Regions from separate parts of the Mus musculus genome. Here region 2 is linked to region 1. The links are chromatin loops, found by intact Hi-C in ENCODE. Cell type or tissue: heart. All regions are shown on one strand. Each heading gives the region's core, and the rest is flanking DNA. Links, peaks and the distances in the headings are about the cores only.

Region 1 (10,440 bases), core at 2,566-6,565:
AGATAATGGGTTGCTGCAAAACAAATTCTTCTCCCTTGAGGATTTAAGGGCACCCACACAGTTTACATCCCTGAAAGTCTGTCAGAGGCTCCAAACATTTCCACTCAGAATACCCTTTGGTCAACTGCTATCTCACACATCCATTACTGAAAAGGCTCACATGGTCATACCAATGGTAGGAGTCACTCCAAACAACCATGTCCGTTGTAGGGAGAAGGGGCACAGCTCCAGGGAGTTACTGCCCAGGGAGAAACTGTAATGTTTCAAACTGGCAGCATTCTGCTCCTTCCACACTCTCTTTCCCTCACGGGGAAAAGGATGTGAGGAAACAAGCAGGAGTGAGGCATGGCCACGACACTCCCATCCACGCCCACCCATCTGCTCCATAGACCTCACCAGCATCTTAAAGTGGGAAACCAACTAAACTGTAGCAACCTGACCTTGTCCATCCCCTTCGCAGAAGTGCGCGCATGCATCCAAGTGACAGTTGGCTCTCCCCTGCGTTTTCCAAGCACGATGGAAGAAAACCAGAGGGATACAGTGTTGGTCCAATTAAGGTTTTATCTCCATGCCTGGACATTCAAAAAGGGGAGCAGATGCCAGGCACCTAAAGGGCGGCCTCAGATGCACCTCACCATGGTCACTGATCAAGACCTACTGCCAACTGGCTACAGGGTGAAACTGGCACTTAGCAGGTTCTAGGTTTGTTCTGGCTTTTGTTTTTGTGCTCACTGCTATTCCCAGGCCCTTTTCTCCCCCAGCTGCTGATCTGAGAAATCCTAATGGAAAAAGGAAGGCATCCAAAATCCCAGGTGGGCGACTTCATAACCACAACCTCCAGCAATCCAGGCGATCAGTATTTACACAGCTCTAGTGCTGTGGATGGCCAGACTGCAAGGCACAGTGTGTCAGCCTGAGGAATGTTTGGGTACAGGAGGGACTCAAGAGTGCTCCCAACTCCTTCCTGAGCTAAGTGACTCAACCCACTCACTCTCAGGAGGGAGAAAAAGGAAAGGAAACTGACTCAAATGAACCTGAAACTAAAGCAGTCCCCAGTTTCAACTGCGAGATTCCCCTAAACCATGACTGCATCCTCTTTCATGGGCTATCTGCTCACAGAGCTGTGAGATACTATAGAAATTCAAGCATCTACTCAAGTCACCCTTTTCCCTGAAGTTCAAAGAATCCTTAAGACAGCGACAAGTGCATCGACAAAGGTGCCAGATGACGTACATTCTACATTTGTAAGCAGTGACTGACAGTTGAAAGCAAACAATATTACGGGGTGCCTAATGGAAACGTGGTGCTCTTGGACTGAAGACCACCACTACACACAACACCCACTAAGAGCTGCTTTCACATTGTCATATTTGAATATGAAGGATAAAGGGCTTGCTTGTGTGTGACCCCCAAGGACTAGATAATGCTGAATAAATACAGCAGAAAGTCACATTGACATGTAATCATAAGTGTGTGAGGCTAAGTAAGACAGTCTGATGTTACCTATAAATATATACAAGCACACCAAAGACTGAAGTAGGTAAGACACACTTGCACTGAAGATACATTCCATCTAATGTCCACCAGAAAGGTAGATATAGAGATACAACAATTCACATAAACATTGATTGAGTCAGTCCTTTTCTTTAAACATAACTTTGCAACTACTGTGATGGCAATCCTGAATAAAAGCCCAGAGAGGGAGACACTTTCTTTACAAGAATTAAATTCTTAAAATGTGGATCCAGACTTCAATATTAGTTATTTATGAAAAGTTTTGAAATGTACGCCTTCTGATCTTAATTCAGTGGTTGGTCTGTGCTCTCTCCTCTCTTTTCCCCATTCAGATACAATAGTTTCTTAGATGTATACAACTTGTCCCATCTAAGCTGCTGGGTAAAGGGTGTGGCCACTGGGTAGATTTATATCCTCTGTGAAATAAGATGGTCTCCTGTCACTTTAATTTTTATTTACTCTACACCAAAGGTTTTAAGTATTCTGGAGCTGGAGGTTGAGAGGAATTGTTTTCCTAGCCTGAAACAGCTCGTTAATTATTTATGTAAGTCATACTTACAATGAGGCGTTTGTACACTTTTCTGCACAGTATAAATCTAGTTTTCCTCCTAAAATCCCTTGTGGCCTTTATTACATAAGAAAACGAACTAGATCTGGCGTGGTGGCACACACATCTGTCTATAAGCTCAGCACTCAGGAGGCTAAGGTAGCAAGTTTGAGGCCAGCTTGGGCACAGAGCAAGGCAGAGGTGGAAAGGGACCTCACAGTAGTAATGTCAACCTGGTTATCATTCCTCGAGAATGGAAAAAAAAAAATCAAACACACACACACACAGAGGCTCGCGTGTGTGTGTGTGTGTGTGTGTGTGTGTGTGTGTGTCCATCCATGTGTATAAGGCTATCTAACAAAATCTCCCTCCTAAATCTTGTCCTTCAAGCCTTATCTCCAAAATTACATATTCCTGATGCCTCCAGCAACTCCTGAAAACGAAAGAAAACCAACGTAGTAAACTCTGAGTAAACAGCCCGAGGGGGAAGGCACAGGCGGAATCAGCAGGGCGACTAACTAGCTAGCTGGGAGGGTTTCCTTTAAATTGTTTCAGGCAATAACAGCAAGTAGAGCTCAGATGAGAACCTAAACAGCAACAGTGAATCCCTATCTGCAAGGATGCCAAAAGCCTTGGAACTACTCAAAAAAGGTCAGCATATGTTGTGCTTTTGTTTCTTGTTTGAGAAACTCAGTATTCTCTTAAACAGCTTGCAAAACAATTGCTTCCAGCTAACAGCGGGCCACTCCATGGAGTGAAAGTAGCCACAGCAAACATCGGACACCCCCAAGGAGCCCAGGATTTACAATCATAAAAGCCTACAGACTCACTTTGTGACCCGCTAGACTCAATGGGAGCACAAATCCACCATTTTAATGAAGGGGCATTATTTTCCTAAAGATTAATTCATACCATGTGTTATTAATCAGCAGAGTAACTGAAAGCTCATGCAAAAAATGCTCTCCCAGTTGAGTAGAACTTAATTGCATTATTGTTATTAGCATGGCTGCGGCAACCTCCTTGTGCCACTGGCTGCCCAACCCCCCTCTCTCTCTCTCTCTCTCTCTCTCTCTCTCTCTCTCTCTCTCTCACACACACACACACACACACACACACACACACACACACAGACAGGCCGACAGACAGACAGATAACACCACACCACACGATGAAGGGTAAAAACAGAAAACCCAGAGCCAGAAAGTTGCAGCTATGTCTGTCAGGAACAGGTTTTTTTTGGTGTGTTTTGTTTGTTTGTCTGTTGTTTTGTTTTTGTTTTCAAGAAACACCGTTTGTCTCTGGAAAGACGGGTCAAGTGTGCACCAGACTGCCTTGAGAAGTAATTAAGCTTGGGCTGTTTCATTTCACAGCGTCCCATCTTGCATAACGTGGGAGCAGCTGTGGGAGATCACAGGCCATGCAAAGCAAAATAGGCAGCCACATCTTTTCCCCCCATGTTCACAGCAACTTCCAGGGGGCCTAAAAGGGCTGCAAAGAGCTGCAGCCTCCGTGCTCCCTGATCACACAGAGCCGACCTGCCATCCAGACAGAGCACGGTCCCAGTACCAAAGCAACCTCCTTTCAAGGGATGAAGAAAGGCAGCTTCAATGTCCCACTCAACATTCAAATCTCAGAAAACCAACTTTTGATCCAGGGCTTGAGACCTCTCCCAAAGTTCTTAAGTTACATGCCAAAATTCTCTCAGGTAGACACAGGAGTTGGCAGCTCCATCACAAGTTCCTCTGGCTCTGGCTGCCTTGTCTTGCATGGATTTAGAAAAAGGGGGAAGCAGAGTGTCAAGTCTCAGACCAGGAGTCCGCCCACCCCACCCCCCAGCCTCATTTCCTTCCCATCATCCCCTTAAGAGAAGGTGGAATCTTAAAACTTGAGAAACCAGGAACCAACTGCACTTGGGACGCTCTCTGGGGCAAGGGAAAAGGCGTCACACCCTTTTGAGCTCACAGCAAGGCAGACTCCGGGTGGGAAGAGCCCAGAAACTTAGTCCCAAAAGGAAACGGAGAGAGAGGATTCCAGTCTTTGATTGAGAAGCTGGAACGGGAAGGCTGAGTGATGCGGAATGCGGGAGGGAGCCATGGACTCGACTGAAGGAACTGGGGTCGTCCGTGAAGTCAGGACGGCTCTTAACACGTCCCAGCCAAACTGCACATTTTTGTGGTTTAAGATTTAAGACCAAAGGGAACACACTGAGGTTCTCCCCTGCCCGGGGCGCTTCTCCCCCACCCCCCGCCTTCCCCACCCGCGTCTGGGTTTCAGATGCCTCCCCCTCGCGGAGGGACCACGGCGCCACTCAGCTGCCGGCCTCCTCTTTCTCTTTCTGGGGAGCTGTCCATCTGCCCAGCCGCGAGGTCCACCCTCCAAGTTCGGCCGACCGAGTGCGGGCGCGGCGCCTGCGGCCAGCCACCTGCGCGCGTCTGCAGCAGACCCCGCAAGGCCCAGAGCTGCGCGTCCGGGGGATGCTACGCAGAGGGTCGGGGTCTGCCGGTTGCTTTTCATTCTTTAAACAAAAAGCTTTAGCGGCCCGTCCCTCACTCCTCCCCGGCCAGCCACCTTCCCTTCACACCCACTCTGCACCTCCCGGCACACGCGCTGCGAGGTGCTGCTCCCGCCAGACAATGGGTTCGTGGCCGCCGGGGTAGCCCGGCCCGAGCTCCTCTCCCCATCCGAGGACCCCTGGAGAGCGCAAGGACGGAGGCTGAGAGAAGCGAGGCTGGGAGCCCACAATGGGGAAGGTGTGAGCCTCGCCCTTGGGACCGGAGGAGCCGGGTCATCTGCGCCGCCTGCCCCACGGGGGCCCCGCGCCCGGCCGCAGCGGACTCACTCACCAGCACGATGGCAAAGCGCTCCTCCAGTTCACCTGGCTCGGGCATCGGCAGCTTCAATGGCACGTTGTGCGCCTTGAAATCGGTCTGCTGCGAGTCCATGCTCCCCGCGTTGCCCATGTCGGCTGCGTGCCGGAGCCCCGGCTGGCTCCGGGCCCCTTGCGTCCGCGTCCAAAATGCCCACAGCCCCGGGCGCTTGGCTCCCGCCCTCCGCCGCGTCCCGGTTAGTGCTCAGCGCACGCCGCTTCCTAGCAGAGCTCCGAACCCAGCCGGTCCCCGGCCGTCCTCATGCTCCCCGCCGCCCCGGCGCCGCCCCGGCCTCTCTGCCTCGCGAGGGGTCTGCAGGGCGCTGGGCGCCGATCCGCATGGTGCTCCCGCCGCCCCCGCCGGCACCCGCGGCCGCTTGCGCGCTCCTGCTCGTCCGCCTCTCGCCCCGGCCGCAGCGGCGCTGACACCTCAGCCCCGGCCCCACAGCGAGCGGACGTTCGCGCACGGCTGGCCGACACAATGCCCCCTCTCGGCCCCCGCCCCCGGCCCGGCTCCGCCCACCCGCCCCGCGGACTGCCGGGACGCGTAGTTTCGGCCCAAACCGGCCACGCGCAGAAACCGCGCGCGCTCCTGGAGGGCCGCGCTGTAGTTGGGGTGCTTGCAGCAAAAACAAGCTGGACGCCGTGAAAGGTGGCTTTAGTCACTTTTATCTCGACCTCCCTCACTCCGACAGTTTGAAGACCTGCCTCGCCTACGTAAAATCTGACACTTCAGCACGTTTGAAGAATGAGTGAATGACTCCAGTCAATCATGAAACGCGTGATTTAAGTTTCAGAAGAGTATAACCCTGTGAGAGAATCTAGTTGAATAGGAGACCCCCACCCCGGGTATTGGCAATGCCCAACTTCACGAACTACAGGTGGAGACGTGGTACGGGTTCTTCGGCATCTATGTTGCATGGTCTTTGATCTAACTGGATGTTTTATAAGCAAATGTGGGGTTTATAGTATGTGTGAGTTTTTACAAGAATTCAATCCACAATAGACAATTCAAAGAAAATAACTGTCAAAGACCTATGACGGGAGTTACGATTTCATAGGCTGAGACACTCAGCCCTGCAATGCTTTCAAATCTAGTAAGGAAGACAGTTTACACAAATAACTATTTTGCATGAGGGTGGTCGTTGACTGCACCCATCCTGCTTCCAAAGCAGATTTGCCCCAAGTGTTTCACAGAGAATATTAGGCTCAACTCTGTCCCTCTGAACTTAACTAGATGTTATGAGGGCTTGGAAATGCACTGTTATACGTGACTTTAGCCAGCTGCCCTTGCTGTAGATTTCAAGCCCATGTAGAACTTTTGATTAAAGCTACTCATACCATGAGTTCTGCCTGGCACCAGAATTTCCCTGAGCTGAGAGATGGAGCCCAAGAAGCTGTGGTACTCTTTGCAGCTTAGGCTATCGTCTTATTTTGTTTTGTTTATTTTATTTCAGAGGCATTAATTAGTGTTCTTCCTGCATGTGTATCTATATGAGGGCATCAGGATTCCCTAGAACTCGAGCTACAGACAGACGTGATCTGCCTGGGGGTTGGGAATTGAACCCAGGTCCTTTAGAAGAGCAGCCAGTACTCATCTCTCCAACCCTGGGCTATCTTCTTAAGAAAGCAAGTAAATTGCATCCTACCCGGATATATCAAGAGCCCCAACTTTTCCTTAGTAGCTATGAATGCCTGGTCTCATGGCCCTTGCTTAACTTTTCGTGCCCTAATTTCATCATCTAAGAAAGTCATAATGGCATTGACGCCTTTCTTACAGGGTTGGATGAGATTTCAATAGATCTGTACTGTTCAGATAAAGAACTTGGAGTAACAGTCAGTGTGGCTCTGTATCACTGTCATCACCATAATCCTCGACATTTTATTGACCTCAGTACTTTCCATCCATGCCTTCCTACTTATGATGGTTGATACTATGTTTATTTTAATTAAGTAGACTGGACTAAATGATGCCCAGAAAACTGATAAAAAGAAAGAAATAATATTTTGGAGCGTGTGTATTTAATCCAATAGTCTTAGTAAACAAATTCAACTTCATCAGTGCAGAGGGCAGCACCCTTTCTGCTGAGGCCATGAATAGAAGAGAAAGATGGGGGAAGGGTAAGTTTGTTCTCTGCTCTGCTGGGGACATCACCTTTTACTGCTTTCAGGAATTGGTGCTCCTCTTTCTGGATCTTTGAACCTGGACCAAGACTTACATCATTGGCTCCTAGGGCTTTTAATTTTAACTGGAACCCATCACCAGCTTCCCTGGCCTCTAACTTGAGGAGGCAAACCATGTGACTTCTCAGCCTTCAAAGCTCACACGAGGCTATCCTCCAGAACTAATCTCCTTCCGTAGAGATAAAGAGATAGAGAAAGATAAGAGATGGAAAACACCTCAAAGGTAAGTAACTACCATGACTTTTGACACACTAACATATGGAGGAAATCTTCATAAATATATTTAGTATGTCCTGTTAAATAAACTACTTCTTGTTGGAGTGATGTTTTTGTGCATTGTATAAATATTATCCTCGTATTATTCAAATGCTGGTTTCTGTGCCTGCAGAGATCTGACTACAGGCGGGACTTGGGTATTGTCATTGTTATCAAGCATATTCTGCCTGAATATTTTGTAGTCATCATTCTCCCTCACCTTCTAATTGGTCAAATAGAGAGCTGAAGGGCCAATAGTTGGGCTGGAGAGTTAAGGTGGGACTTCCAGGCTGAAAGAGAGGGTCTCTGGAGCCCAGAGGGCCAGCCAGACTGGATGAAGAAGCAGGTGCCAGGACAAGATTACAATGGACAGGTAACAGGCCACATGGTGGAATGGAGACCAGGCCAGTATTGTCAGGTTAGAATCTATTTGCCCAGCTATAGTACCTATATGCATATGTATATATGTATGTATGTATACATATATATGTGTGTATGTATGTATGTTTGTATATATATATGTGTGTGTATATATGTATATATATAGTCTATCCACCACATAGGTTACAGAGATAGAGCCCAAGTTATCCAGCTTAGAGGCCAGCACCCTTACCTCCAGTATATCTCACTTGCTCTCTCTCTCCCCCAACACACACACTTCCTTTTGTTTAGACCTTATTAGTATTATTATTATTTTACGTATATGAGCGTTTTGCCTGCACATAGGTATGTGTACCACATTCAGGCCTGGTGCCCTCGGTGGTAACAGAGAGTGTCAGATCTCCTGGAACTGGAGTTCCAGGCGGTGGTAATCCCTTATGCGGGTGCTGCTAACCAAGCTCAGGAACCTGCAAGAATGACAAGCGTTCTTAACCAGTAAACCAACTCTCCAGCCTCCACTTCTAACATTTTTAAAGAGACTATTTAAAAAAAAAATCAGACTTTAAATTCTCAACAAGTGCAATCTGTATTTCTGAAGTATTGTCTCCAATTAATGGCAAGTGAGCTGTTGACACAAGCGAGGAAATGAGGAACACTTGTGTATCCTACACTAACGAACAGGAGCAGGAAACAGTTCAGGCCAGGTGAGGCAATTCTAACCCACAAAGGGTTGTATTTTATTTGGGATTCCTGGACATAGATCCTGGGTCTGACTGATTCCCAGACTCTGCCCACCCAGAGAGCTGCCCATCTGCATGGGAAGGCTGGAATTTGTTTCTACAGTCGAGAAAGCCTTTTTATTACATTATGACTTCCTCGGGCCATATTTCTGCCAGGACCCAAGACCTTTCCCTTCCCCTCTGTCTTATCACGTCTAGTCTCTTCTCATGAGCTCTTACTCTAAGAGGAGCCAAGGACAAAATGTGCACATCCATGAACCCAAAGTACTTTCTGCTACGTCAAGGTTTGCCATCTCTGGCTTTTGGTTATTTATAGCGAGCACTAAGAGCAATTCCAACCCCCCCATAAGATCATACAATTCCTGTGGAAGTGTCCATCAGTAGCTCAGGAATTTTTGTTTTAAGAATTACATAAAGAAATAGGAGACACTTGCATTTAAGAATTGCATAAAGGAGCCGGGAGGTGGTGGCACATGCCTTTAATCCCAGCACTTGGGAGGCAGAGGCAGGCGGATTTCTGTGTTCGAGGCCAGCCTGGTCTACAGAGTGGGTTCCAGGACAGCCGAGGCTACACAGAGAAACCTTGTGCTGAAAAACAAACAAACAAAAAAAAAAAAAGCATAAAGGAAACGTTCCTATTGGAGTGTGTGTGTGTGTGTGTGTGTGTGTGTGTGTGTGTTTTTGAGTGTGTGTAAGTGTATGCATATGCACATGCAGGTGCCCTCAGAGGCCAGAAGAGGATGCTAGACCCCCTGGAACTGCAGCCACAGGTGGTTGTGAGCCACCTACTGAGGGTCCTCGGAACTAAACGATCCTGTGTGCTTTCAAGATGACTGCGAGTGTGGTACAGTGTTCTACAGAGGTCTACCTGTGTTAGCGGCAGAAAGGAGGGACAAGTCCCAGTGCCAGCGAAGTTACTTCTTTTTTCTGTAAAACAAAGGATCACAGAGAAATACGAAGTAGCAAAGTGCCCATGAATCCTCATGCTCCATGTTGGGCCACATGACCACTCCCAGAAACAGAAAAGGCTGGTGGAGAAAGATGAAGAAACTCAGGCCAGAAACATTCCTCATCTGGAGAGCATCTAAAATTCTAACAGCAAGCCTGGAGAGGGGATTGGTATGAGTGGCTAACAACTCATTTTAGACCCCTCCCCATGTTTGGCATACTTAATAAAAATAGCACAAGTATCTAGTATTGCAAACAGCAGAGAGGTTTAGCATTCCAAATTCTGTACGTGCTGGGAGGGATACTCAGTGGATGCTCGCAACAGCTTTCTCTGAATGAGGTTTAAATGTGAATTGAATGGATATGTTCATTCCTTGAAGAACACTGACTACCAACCAGGGGTGATGGCGTGCACCCGTGATCCCAGTCCTGGGGAGGTAAAGGCAGGAGGATCAAGAGTTCAAGAACATCGTCATTACACAGAGCTGGAAACCAGCTTGGGCTACAAAGTAAAAACCAACACCGATCCAAGAAGATAGGTTCACAAAGTTCAAAGCCCACTGACACACAGACAATATTTAATAACCTTTTTAAAAAGCAACAGGCAATGTAAACCAATATATTACTAATTTAGAGTATGGAAAGTGTAGTTATCTTTACACAGAGGTAACTACAGGCCCAGAAAACTTTGCTGGATATTATATCAGATATATCAGAATGTGTAGAAAGACTACACATTCTTTTTTGCATGTTTCTCTCTCTCTCTCTCTCTCTCTCTCTCTCTCTGTGTGTGTGTGTGTGTGTGTGTGTGTGTGTGTATGTGTTGCCTGCGAGCATGTGTGTAAAGCACATGCCTGCAGTACCCACACAGACCAAGGAGGTATCACATGCTCTGTGACTGGAGTTAGTAGACAGCTGTAAGCCACTTTGTGGGTGCTGGGAACTGAACCTGGGTCCTCCTCCCAAGAGCAACAAGTGCTGTAACCTCTGAGCCATCTCTCCAG
Region 2 (10,440 bases), core at 2,865-6,864, 330 kb before region 1:
TGTCTTGGCAGTTAGTTCTGTTGTAAAAATAGCTGTTTTCCTCATTCTGAATTTTAATAGTAAAATATATCACTAGATAAAATTCTAAACTCTTCAAAATTATCTACGAGAGAGACAGACACCATCAATAATCCTCTTCAGTAGCTATAAACTACATAATGTATGATATTTTGGACAATGGAAACTTAACTGACTCAACTAGACATTAATGGCAAATAATTCTTATTTTAAAATTTGTATCTCAAGACAAACTGCGTACAAATACATGTGGACATTCTTCTGAAGTCTGTTTCGGATACTATTTATATTGGCTAAGTTTGTGAGCAAGTTTCTAGTTTTAAATTCCTGAAGTAGTATAAGGAGCTTCTTCCAAAACACAATTAGAAACTACTTCAAGGAACTAGTGGACCAATGTCATGCAAAGTTACGTTGAATACTGTATACATGCATTAGTGGCCCATTATAAAATTATGAAAATTATCTAAATGTATACCTAAAAAGGAAATCTAGTAACATTTACCACAAACATATAAATAACACTACAGAACCAGCTACACATGACATATGTAAAATATTTATCCCAAAGCCTCTATAACTTAAGCTTAATTTGGGAAAACTAAAATAAGCGATTGGATGAATAAAATGATCAGTTCATACCTAACAGCCCAGTATGTATATCATCTTCATTTTTCAAGTTTTCTGCATGCAATTCTGTAAATACAAAGAGGTTTAGGTAGAAGAGTAGTTAGTGTTCCTTCATGACATGAATATCCAAAGGCATTTTGAAGACACTGTTCAATGTCAAAAGGACCCTAAAGTCAGAGCTAGGTTAAATTTCTGATTTACTACCTTCATGCAAATAGCTCTACAAGAGTCAAGTGCAATAAACACGAGACTAGTGTTTATCTCCTGGATGTGTTGAAGAAAATTTGTACAAAAGAAACTTCAGGGCATAACAGAATTTGACTTCAGTTCCTCACTCCATTCTCCAAAATGCCACTGTCCTCTGCAATGAACGTCTACTCATGGGTATATACCTTTATGTTACAAAAGAAAAATAAACTACGTGAATAACAAATCTATCATGGCTGAAGTGGGAAAAAAAACTGTTGAAGGGCCACCTGCATCCCATTAGGGAATGGGAGGAAATAAAGCAAAACTGAACTGGAGATTTAATTTTAATTAGTAAAGGCAACACAAGAATGAGTGTTGAATCCTTTTAATACAAAATAGTTTTCATGTTTCTATTTCTCAAGAATTGGCAAAGTCAGCACTAACTGAATTAAAATCTCTTTCTACTACAATAAATACTAAATCATACAACAAATTCAAATGGGGGAAGAGGGTCTTTCTGAGCATTGCTATTTGGACAATATGTCAATTTCTGACACAGTAGAATAGGCTTGTCCTGAAATAACTCTACCTGATTACAAGGGAAAAATAGAAAAACCATTTTTGCCTATAAAAGTAGAAACTTAGCCAAGCCGTGGTGATGTGTCTTTAATCCCAGCACTTGGGAGGCAGAAGCAGGCGGGTTTCTGAACTCAGAAATCAAGGCCATGGCAAATACAGTAGTGGATGCTCACAGTCAGCTATTGGATGGATCACAGGGCTCCCAATGGAGGAGCTAGAGAAAGTACCCAAGGAGCTAATGGGAACTGCAACCCTATAGGTGGAACAGCAATATGAACTAACCAGCACCCCGGAGTTCTTGACTCTAGCTGCATATGTATCAAAAGATGGCCTAGTCGGCCATCATTGGCAAGAGAGGCCCCTTAGTCTTGTAAACTTTATATACCCCAGTACAGGGGAATGCCAGGGCCAAGTAGTGGGAGTGGGTGGGTAGGGGGGCAGGGCGAGAGGGCGGGGGGGGGGGGAGTATAGGGGGCTTTCAGGATAGCATTTAAAATGTAAATGAAGAAAATATCTAATAAAAATTTTTAAAAAAGAATATTAAAAAAAAAAAAGAAAGAAAGAAAGCCAGCCAGTTTGGTCTACAAAGTGAGTTCCAGGACAGCCAGGTCTATACAGAGAAACCCTGTCTCAAAAAAGAAAAAAAGAAAGAAAGAGAGAGAGAGAGAGAAAAGTAGAAACTTGGGATGGGGTGGGGGTGGGGATCCTTGTCCTAGGTTCAGAGAACAGTGCAAACCCAGCATGTCTCTTAACATCAGCCTTAGGACGTACAGCAGTACTTTCTTACACGTACTTTTTTGATCCTTTTAAAAGTAAGGGGCTCTGCTGTTTCAACTCAAAGTGTTCAATGCCTTTACGGCATTAAAGACTGTAGATTTAGCCAAAGATCTTTTCTAAATGGGTCTCATGACGGAGCAAGGACGTCCATCTAGGGAGAGAAGACAAAAGGGACGATAGCAGTCTCGAGGGAACGCTTTGGGAGGAGAGTGTGAATGGGGGCGTGTGATGTACTGGCTGCACTTTACGCTGGACAGCCTTTCAAGGCCTGGGCTTCAATACCTTTAACGATCATGTAGGCGATGGCGAGAAGGAAAGCAAGGAGGACGGCGAACAGCAGCGAACAGAGAATGGAAAGGGCTTGGATGGGCCACCGCCGAGCCTGGGTTCGCTTGGCCGCAGTGGCCGGGAAGATGCCGTTGCGCTTATCCGGCAGGACCGGAGACCCGTCCCCGACCCGGGGGAGTAGCGGGGCCCTCTTGGTCTCCGACGACGCCCTGGCTGAGAACTCTGCCCGCAAGTCGCGGGCCACTTGGTCGCATCCCTCGTCTTCGTCGCCTTCGCCCTCACCCCAGCTGTCCCCCTGAGTGTAGTCGGAATACCCGGGCCGAGTCGCAGGGCCTGGGGTAACCTGACGGCGCCTCCGCGCGCCCGCAAACCTCCAACTCTCCACGAACGACATGGCGGGAAAGACTGAGAGTCCCGCGAAGGTCGGCTGTCCACCACCGCCACGCCCCGCCCCGGCTACAGCCAATCAGAGACGGCCGTCGGCGGACCCAACCACCGCGCGCAGAACCGTAGGGGAGTGCAAGAGCGGGTTACCCGGGGACTCCGCTTCCGGAGGCGCCGTGGGAGCGCGCGCCCATGGCCCGCCGCGACAACACTCTCATTTATTCCACCCTTTCGGGTCCTGTGGGCACGCACCTCTCGAGCCCCATGACCGCAGTTCCGCGCCTTCCTAACCGCCAGTCGCTTCCTCCCTCGGGCGAGAGATCTCTGTCTTTACCGCTCCCCGCCAGATACAGTTCGCGCCTCCGCCCTTCACTATGCCGGGCGCGCGCGCAGCTCTCGAGTTTCTCCCCCCCACCCCCAAAGGCACGACCCCCTCCCCAGGGCAACCGCGCGCGCGCGCACTAGGCCGCTAACGCCGGGTGCCGCTTCCCCCGCCCCACCCCCACCCCACCCCTGGTGGCCTCAGGTTTGTGGGGCGAACGTAACTAGGGCGAGGGGCTGGACGCCACTGCCCCACCCCCCGACGGGGTGCGGTGGCCCGAACCCGGGAATCTGGGTCCCCGCCGTGTCCCCTTTCCTGGGGGAAGTTGGTAGAGTTTCCCCGGCAGAGCACTCGACGCAGAAACTTCCTCCGTCCCCCCTCCCCCCCCCTCCATGCAGGCGACGCCGAGCGAGGCAGGGGGCGAATCGCCGCAGAGCTGCCTGTCGGTCTCGCGCTCTGATTGGACAGTAGGGAAGCCTGTCAGTTTATTGGCCCCGCTGATCCCGCCCCGCAGCTCAGGGCAGCCTTTACCCTTTGGCCCCGGCGGGCGCCAGCCACTCAGATCGCTTCTTGTTGGTATGTGCAGCGGCAGTGGCCGCCGACGGAGCAGTCTGAGCCCGACGATGAGGCCGGGGACTGGAGCCGAGCGTGGAGGCCTCATGGTGAGTGAAATGGAGAGCCAACCTCCCTCGCGGGGTCCCGGGGACGGGGAGCGGAGATTGTCCGGCTCAAACCTGTGCTCCAGTTCTTGGGTCTCTGCTGACGGCTTCCTGAGGAGACGGCCCTCGGTAAGGGATCGGCGGGGTAGGGGAAAGCGGCACAATGAAAAACCGAGTCAGAGAAACAGGAAGCTCTCTCCAAACGGAGAAGAGCATATCAGGAAGAGAGCTGCAGATGGTGGGCTACGTCCCAAGGGGGAGAGATGGAGGGCGGGAACACACAAAGAAATAGGTGGGACCTTGGACTTGCCAGTGGTCTTGGCCTAGGTAGATAGATGCCTTAGGAAGAAGGAAGGTGCTGGGCCCCGGGCGGACTGTGCATCTGAGAGCCCCAGGCTTGACTTACAGTAGGGACACTTAAGTCTGTGGGACTTAAGGAGCGGCTGCTGCGGTCTTATTTCTCCGGGAGTGGTGGTGATTTGCAGGGCTTGGGGGATTCGGTTGGGAGAATTGGCTGCGGATACTTAGTTTCAAGCCAGGAACAATGGAAGTATTATATTTTAAGCTCCCTAAAACGGCATGAATTTGTTAGTGTCTGGGACAGTTTAACTCTATTAAAACATTTGTGAAGTACTCTTGGGTACCCGCACTCTGTTTTAGGTCTTGTCCATATGAATGTAATTTTAAGTAGTATAAGCTGGTTATGTGTATAAAGGTGACGGAAGTTGTGTTCATCGTAATAATTTTTTAAGTTGGAATTCAATACATAGTCACCAAGTCTGACCAGTCATTTAACAGTTTGTTAAGTCATTGGAGAGGGGTTGTAATCCGCTAATGGGTTTAACTTTTCCATTATTTTGTAAATTTTCAGGCCCCATCTAATAATCACTGTAGTGTAATTAAGATTAACTTCAGTATATGCTAATACTGTAATTTAATCACAGTGATTTAATATTGTGCCTTAATTGATGGGTTTTAGTTGTTGTTTTTGAAATGACATTTTAAAGAAGCATTTAACTGTCTCTCACTCTCCCTTTTTATTATTTTTCAGATGGGGCATCCTGGCATGCATTATGCACCAATGGGCATGCACCCTATGGGTCAGAGAGCAAACATGCCTCCTGTACCTCATGGAATGATGCCACAGATGATGCCCCCTATGGGAGGGCCTCCAATGGGACAAGTAAGAAGACGCTTTCCCTTTGGCTTGCTTAGTTTTGTTTGAGTGTGTCGAGATGTATTTAAGATGTAAGTCAGTGGTGTACTTGCAGCCCTTTAAAGGTTAGTTTATATCCACGTAATGTCTTCAAACAAGACAAAACATTACATTGCTCATGTCTGTAACCAAATTTTGAATGTAGTAAGACTGTATGAGAAAAAATTAACTGACTTCCTCAACAAAATTAAGCTTTAAAAAAAATAAGCCGGCTGTGGTGGCGCACGCCTTTGATCCCAGCACTTGGGAGGCAGTGGCAGTTAGATCTCTGAGTTCAAGGCCAGCCTGGATCTATAGACTGAGTTCCAAGACAGAGAAACCCTATCTGGAAAACCAAGCAAATAATTTAAAGTGAGAGTATACATCTAATCTATTTAACTTAGTGACTTTATTTCAGGCATTATAATTATTAATGGTCTAGGAGTAAATATATATCAGAAGATAATCGTGGTGAATGTGTAAAGCCTAGCATCAGAAAAATAGTAGTTACTTGGGGTTTTCATGTAGAATGAATTTTATTCTTGGAGTATCTTCCTCTTGTTTGGGGTGCGGAGGGATTTTCTGCTCTATTACTAATTCTTTCCTGGACAGTGCCAAATAGGTAGCTCATTTTCTACTTAATTTTTGAATGATAATTGCTTCTATACTCCTACTTGTGCGTTGCCCCTTGAATCTCTAGCACAAATCGTAAATGGACGTTTTTTCGTAGGAGTGATTGGATTAAAAGGTTTTAAGATGACTCAGGAACACGGGTAGAATTTCTAGAGAAGTGGTCAAGAAAGACAAGAGCTTGAGGTGCATCAACAGTTCTGTCCTATGCTAGGTTCTATATAATACACTGATTCTTAGGTGGGCTGGGTTATTCCAGTTGAATATCTTGATAAGTCATGAAATTTTTGATTAGCAGAATATTTTAGAAAGCCAGTTGTATATTTTCTTTTGCTAATGAGTACTATTGAGTTTGACGATGGTTTGAGCAATGAAGGCTAAAGTTACTGGTGAAATTACAGGGGGAAACAGGAACTTGTGTTTTTTTGTTTGTTTGCTTTTTTTATTTTAAAGAGTAGAATGGCTCAGTGTTAAGTGGTTTTCTTTTATATTTGGAATATAGCCCTTAATTTTGGATAAGAAAATTGTATTCAAAGGCACCAAACTGAAAAGATTCTGCCTGCAGGAGTTCCTTATAGAAAAGATTCTTTTGCTCTGTTACTCTCGAATAATAATACTTTAAAACTCCCTAGGATATGCAGAGACAACTCTTGATTCTTTTTCTGTATCTTTCCATCTCTAAGCAGCACAAAACCCTTCTTGTTTTCTTGGTAGAGCTGCTCTAACTAGATAATGAGCTTTAAAAAATATTTATTCTCTAATGCTCTGGTTCTTATTTAAAATTAGTTTCTTTCCACAGAAAGATAAAATAAAACAATTTGCTACTGCCAGACGCTTCTCTCTTTTCTGGGGCCTTCTGTGTCCATTGGGCCAGGCAAGGTAAGTTTGCAAGGGGTTGGCCTGCTTACCCTTGCTGTCCCGGTGCTGTTGCACTAGCAGTCCTGAGATGCCAGCTACTCATTTTTAGTACAGTGCAGATTTTACTTTATTTTTTTAAGTAATTGGCATACACTGGTCACAGTTTGTTTTGTGGCCCCTTCTCTTTAGCTGTGCCAGTGACCATATTCCTAATTAGTTTACTTTATACTTACACACTTCAGATATTTTGACTTTTGCTTCATGGTTTTCTACTATTATTAATTTTTTTTTTAGTCTAATATGTTCTGTGCACCTGACTGTTTAAATGTTTAGCATTCTTCCTCTGTGAGGATAATGAATACTTTGGGAGACCAGATCTGAAAGTCTCAAGAAAATTGCTGTTATTTTCTCAAAATTAGGTCATTATCTAGTGCCCACTTCCTACCTAAGAGTATGGGTCCTAGCTTATGGTAAAGCTAAGCTGAATCCTTAAGGGCTCCAGGATTCTTTCTCAAAGCTCTGTGTACCTTTTCTTAATGATGAACTGATTGTTTTCCTGCATCATTTCTTCTCTTTGCATATGCTCTGGATTATTAATAGTAATTATAATGAGAAGATAATTGAGAAGAAGCAGGGTACCTGTATAGTTTTGCCATCCATCTTTTTTAAAGTTTGTTAAAAACTTTTAGATTTTCGGGACTAAGGGCTTTATAATCTTCAAAAATAGTTGATCTTTTATAACTGCAGAATTCTGTGGCCATTATTTCATCTAACATGGGCTTATAGTACATGAAAAATAAATTACAATTTCCAGACCACAAGCAGACTTTTTGCCTTGTCATAGTCACATTTAACACGTGAAACAACTATATAGTTACTTATAGAGATAGCATGTACATTGTGTTAGGTAGCATCCAGAGATGATTTAAATTATACAAGATGTCCATATATGCACATATTATGGCTTTTTTTTTTAATGCAAGGGAAAAAAAGGTGTGAATTTTGGTATGTACCAGGATCCTGGAACAGCTCAGCCTCCTGTTATCTGCTGCACTGCCCACATTTAAGTTACTTGGCTTAGACCAGCCAAAGATAAAGAAAATGCTAGATTATTGTGGTCTTTGAAATGTTACTGAATATGACAAGACATTGTATAGCTTCTTTATAAAACAGTATGCAAACTAGACAGTAATGATCTAGGGTTAAAAAAGGGTTTGCAAAGTTAAAATGCAGCCAGTTACTTCAAGAAGTGATATGTTCGCGATTTTCTACCCTTAATGTATAAGATAAACTAGAGTGCCATTTTCTCCAGTTCAGGCTGAATCGATTAGCAAATACCTAGAAATAACAAGCATAACTTAACCATAATTGCTTTCAGGCTTATCTCAATTACCTATCATATAGGTTAAATTATTGCCTCCTGATGCACATATCTTTGGGGAAAATTATGCTTGTCAGTTACACAATTAAAAGAATATACTACTGAAAAGGACCGTACAAATAAATCAGATAAATGAGCTTTAAATAGTATGTGAGAGAAGGAACTGTTTTTGGAGGGGTCTTTTTTTATTCTTAAATATTTACTGAAAAAATTTTTTTGCATAGTAACAATATTCAAAACATTCCAGTAGAAATTTCTGTTAAAATATGATTGTGTATAAAGCTGTCTTTCTCCATATCCATTCAGAATAAAACATGTTTTGTCTTTAAAGTATTTTCTTTTCCATTTTCCTTTTCTTTTTGTATGTGCTTTTAAATCACCAAGAACATAAAATTTTTTGTACTTTTAATCAGCTGGCTTTGCTTTTGCCCAACAGAGTGCCCCTAGCTGGCTCTGTTCTTGATTGTAACTCTCCTCTGATTTATAGAAAGAATGAGATGAGGTCTTGAGCTCCTTTCCAGAGTTAATTAACACTTCATGGTTCAATTTTCTGACTTTATCAAACTTTCATGGATTGATTTGGAAGTCAAAATCTTCCTAAGTAATTTCCTGTTTTGGGGGTAATTTTTTTTGATATTACATTAGTGAGTAGTTACATCTTAGAAATGAATTTGGCTTTCTTAACTTTATTACTGAGAAGACAAACTCACAAATCTGTAGCACCCAGGTTGTCCTATCCCGTGCCTTGGAGACTCAAACTGTTTTTGATCTGGTTTTCTTGCTTCAAGGCTAATTCTATCACCTATCAAAAAATAGAAAGTAAATTGTATTTCTTTGCTTAAGAATTCCCAGTATTGTATATCTGTGACCTAGTGTCTAAATTCCACAGCTTTAAGTTTGAAAGATCTTCTGTAATACACATCAAAGCAACATTCAATGATGCATGTTTTTATACTCCCTAATACAAGTTCGTACTAATCTTTTCATGGTGCCTTAAATGGTTATATTAGCTCTTGACTTTAAGCTTCTCTGCTGTCCTTGCCTTCTTGCTTTCAAGATCGCTATCACCGTGACATCTTTGCTTGCTTAAATTATTTTCTCGAACAGTTTGAACACTCTTTACCTCCTTTCTAAATTATTTAACACATTGATATGTTTGGAATTTTTACTGTTTTATTTTGGCACTTAGTGACATTTTCCTCTTTTATTTTTCCCTTAATGTTTTCTGATTTGCTATTTTCCTAACAAGTAATAGATTATAAGGTCTTAGCAAGAACTGAATTGTTCTTGTTAAGAATTGTCAGTGCTGAGCACAGTTCTTGGTGCATTCTGGGTGCTCAGTAATACTTGTTGAATGAATGAAATGAGTAAGTAGATACTATTTCCTACAATGGACACTAGAAAGTAACTGATACATGTGTGTCTAGAGGTTACTTGTGACTTTACATTGTCCCTGCTTTTAGTATGGGAATCGTATGGTTTTCTCATTTAGCAAAAATAGATAAAATGAAATAAATGAGGTTTTTTGGGGTCTTGTTTTGTTTTGGTTAAGAAATCTAAGCCAGGCAGTGGTGGTACACACCTTTAATCCCAGCACCTGGGAGGCAGAGGCAGGCAGATTTCTGAGTTCAAGGCCAGCCTGGTTTACAGAGTGAGTTCCAGGACAGCCAGGGCTACACAGAAAAACCCTGTCTCGGGAAAAAAAAAAGAGAGAGAGGGAGGGAGAAAGGAAGGAAGGAAGAAAAGAAAGGAAAAGAGAGAGGGAGGAAGGAAGGAAGGAGGGAGGGAAGGGAGGAACGAAGGAAGAAATCTAAATGCTTCCACTTACTGATATGCACGTGTATTTCTAGCTGTGTCATGTCATTGAGAATGAAATCTTGCCATTTATGTCTTTATAACATAAAAGGCTTTGCAGAGATAGTCAATCCATTGGTATTTAAATTTATCTCGTGCTCGCTTTGGCAGCACATATACTAAAATTAAATTTAATCTCATTAATGAGATGCTTTATTTTATTTTTAATATTAGCCGGTCATTAAAAGGCACATAATAATTTTTAGGTTATCTACTTGAAATCCCCAAATCTAGGTAGTTTCTTTGCATTTACTTCTCAAGCAGATACTTTTCTTTATAAAGAACATTATCCTGGGGCAGATGTTTTCACTTTTATACTGTGGTTCGATTTTGACTGTTTTGCTCATAAGACGACAAATGGGCTCATTTCGGTTACTATTTAGATGGTAACTCGTTTAAATATAAACTCATTCAAAACTTGAAATGCAGCAATATTTTTAAGTACTTAATGTTGGAATGATCCAAGAAGACTTTCCTCTTTTGATAGAATGGACTTTATCTCTCTCTTTGAGATGATTGTGAGTCTCACATGAAAGTTGTAAAAGTGTTGCTAGATATTTTTCCGTCTTGCCCACCACCTTGCAAGGAACATTTCAGTCATGCATACTACCAACACTTAGTGAACTTTCTAATACAGATGTGTACTAGGAGACCTTCACCCCACTTTTTCCAGTGTTTA

Evidence for each region. A loop is a pair of places that touch in the nucleus more often than their neighbours do. Peaks named below come from ENCODE experiments on the same cell type or tissue, not always from the same donor. Only the 100,000 strongest peaks of a DNase experiment are listed, where the experiment ranks them.
Region 2: a loop joins it to region 1, with 4 times the contacts of the local background. A loop is called at or near these places in 1 of 42 quality-filtered maps.

Annotation. Positions count from the first base shown.
Region 1 is chr2:52,852,725-52,863,164 of GRCm38, reverse strand. It overlaps Fmnl2 (formin-like 2), which reads right to left and starts at 5,297. Exons shown (of 27, transcript NM_172409.2): 1 at 4,906-5,297. The coding sequence starts at 5,022. In heart, for the core only: CTCF peaks have their summits at 4,363 and 5,493; DNase peaks (open chromatin) are centred at 3,474, 4,074, 4,574, 5,414 and 1 weaker place; H3K4me3 peaks cover 2,517 bases; H3K27ac peaks cover 1,959 bases.
Region 2 is chr2:53,184,555-53,194,994 of GRCm38, reverse strand. It overlaps Prpf40a (pre-mRNA processing factor 40A), which reads left to right and starts at 3,741. Exons shown (of 26, transcript NM_018785.3): 1 at 3,741-3,972; 2 at 4,895-5,026. The coding sequence starts at 3,763. It overlaps Arl6ip6 (ADP-ribosylation factor-like 6 interacting protein 6), which reads right to left and starts at 2,911. Exons shown (of 4, transcript NM_022989.4): 1 at 2,473-2,911; 2 at 658-711. The coding sequence starts at 2,872. In heart, for the core only: a CTCF peak has its summit at 5,000; DNase peaks (open chromatin) are centred at 2,954 and 3,684; H3K4me3 peaks cover 2,477 bases; H3K27ac peaks cover 1,856 bases.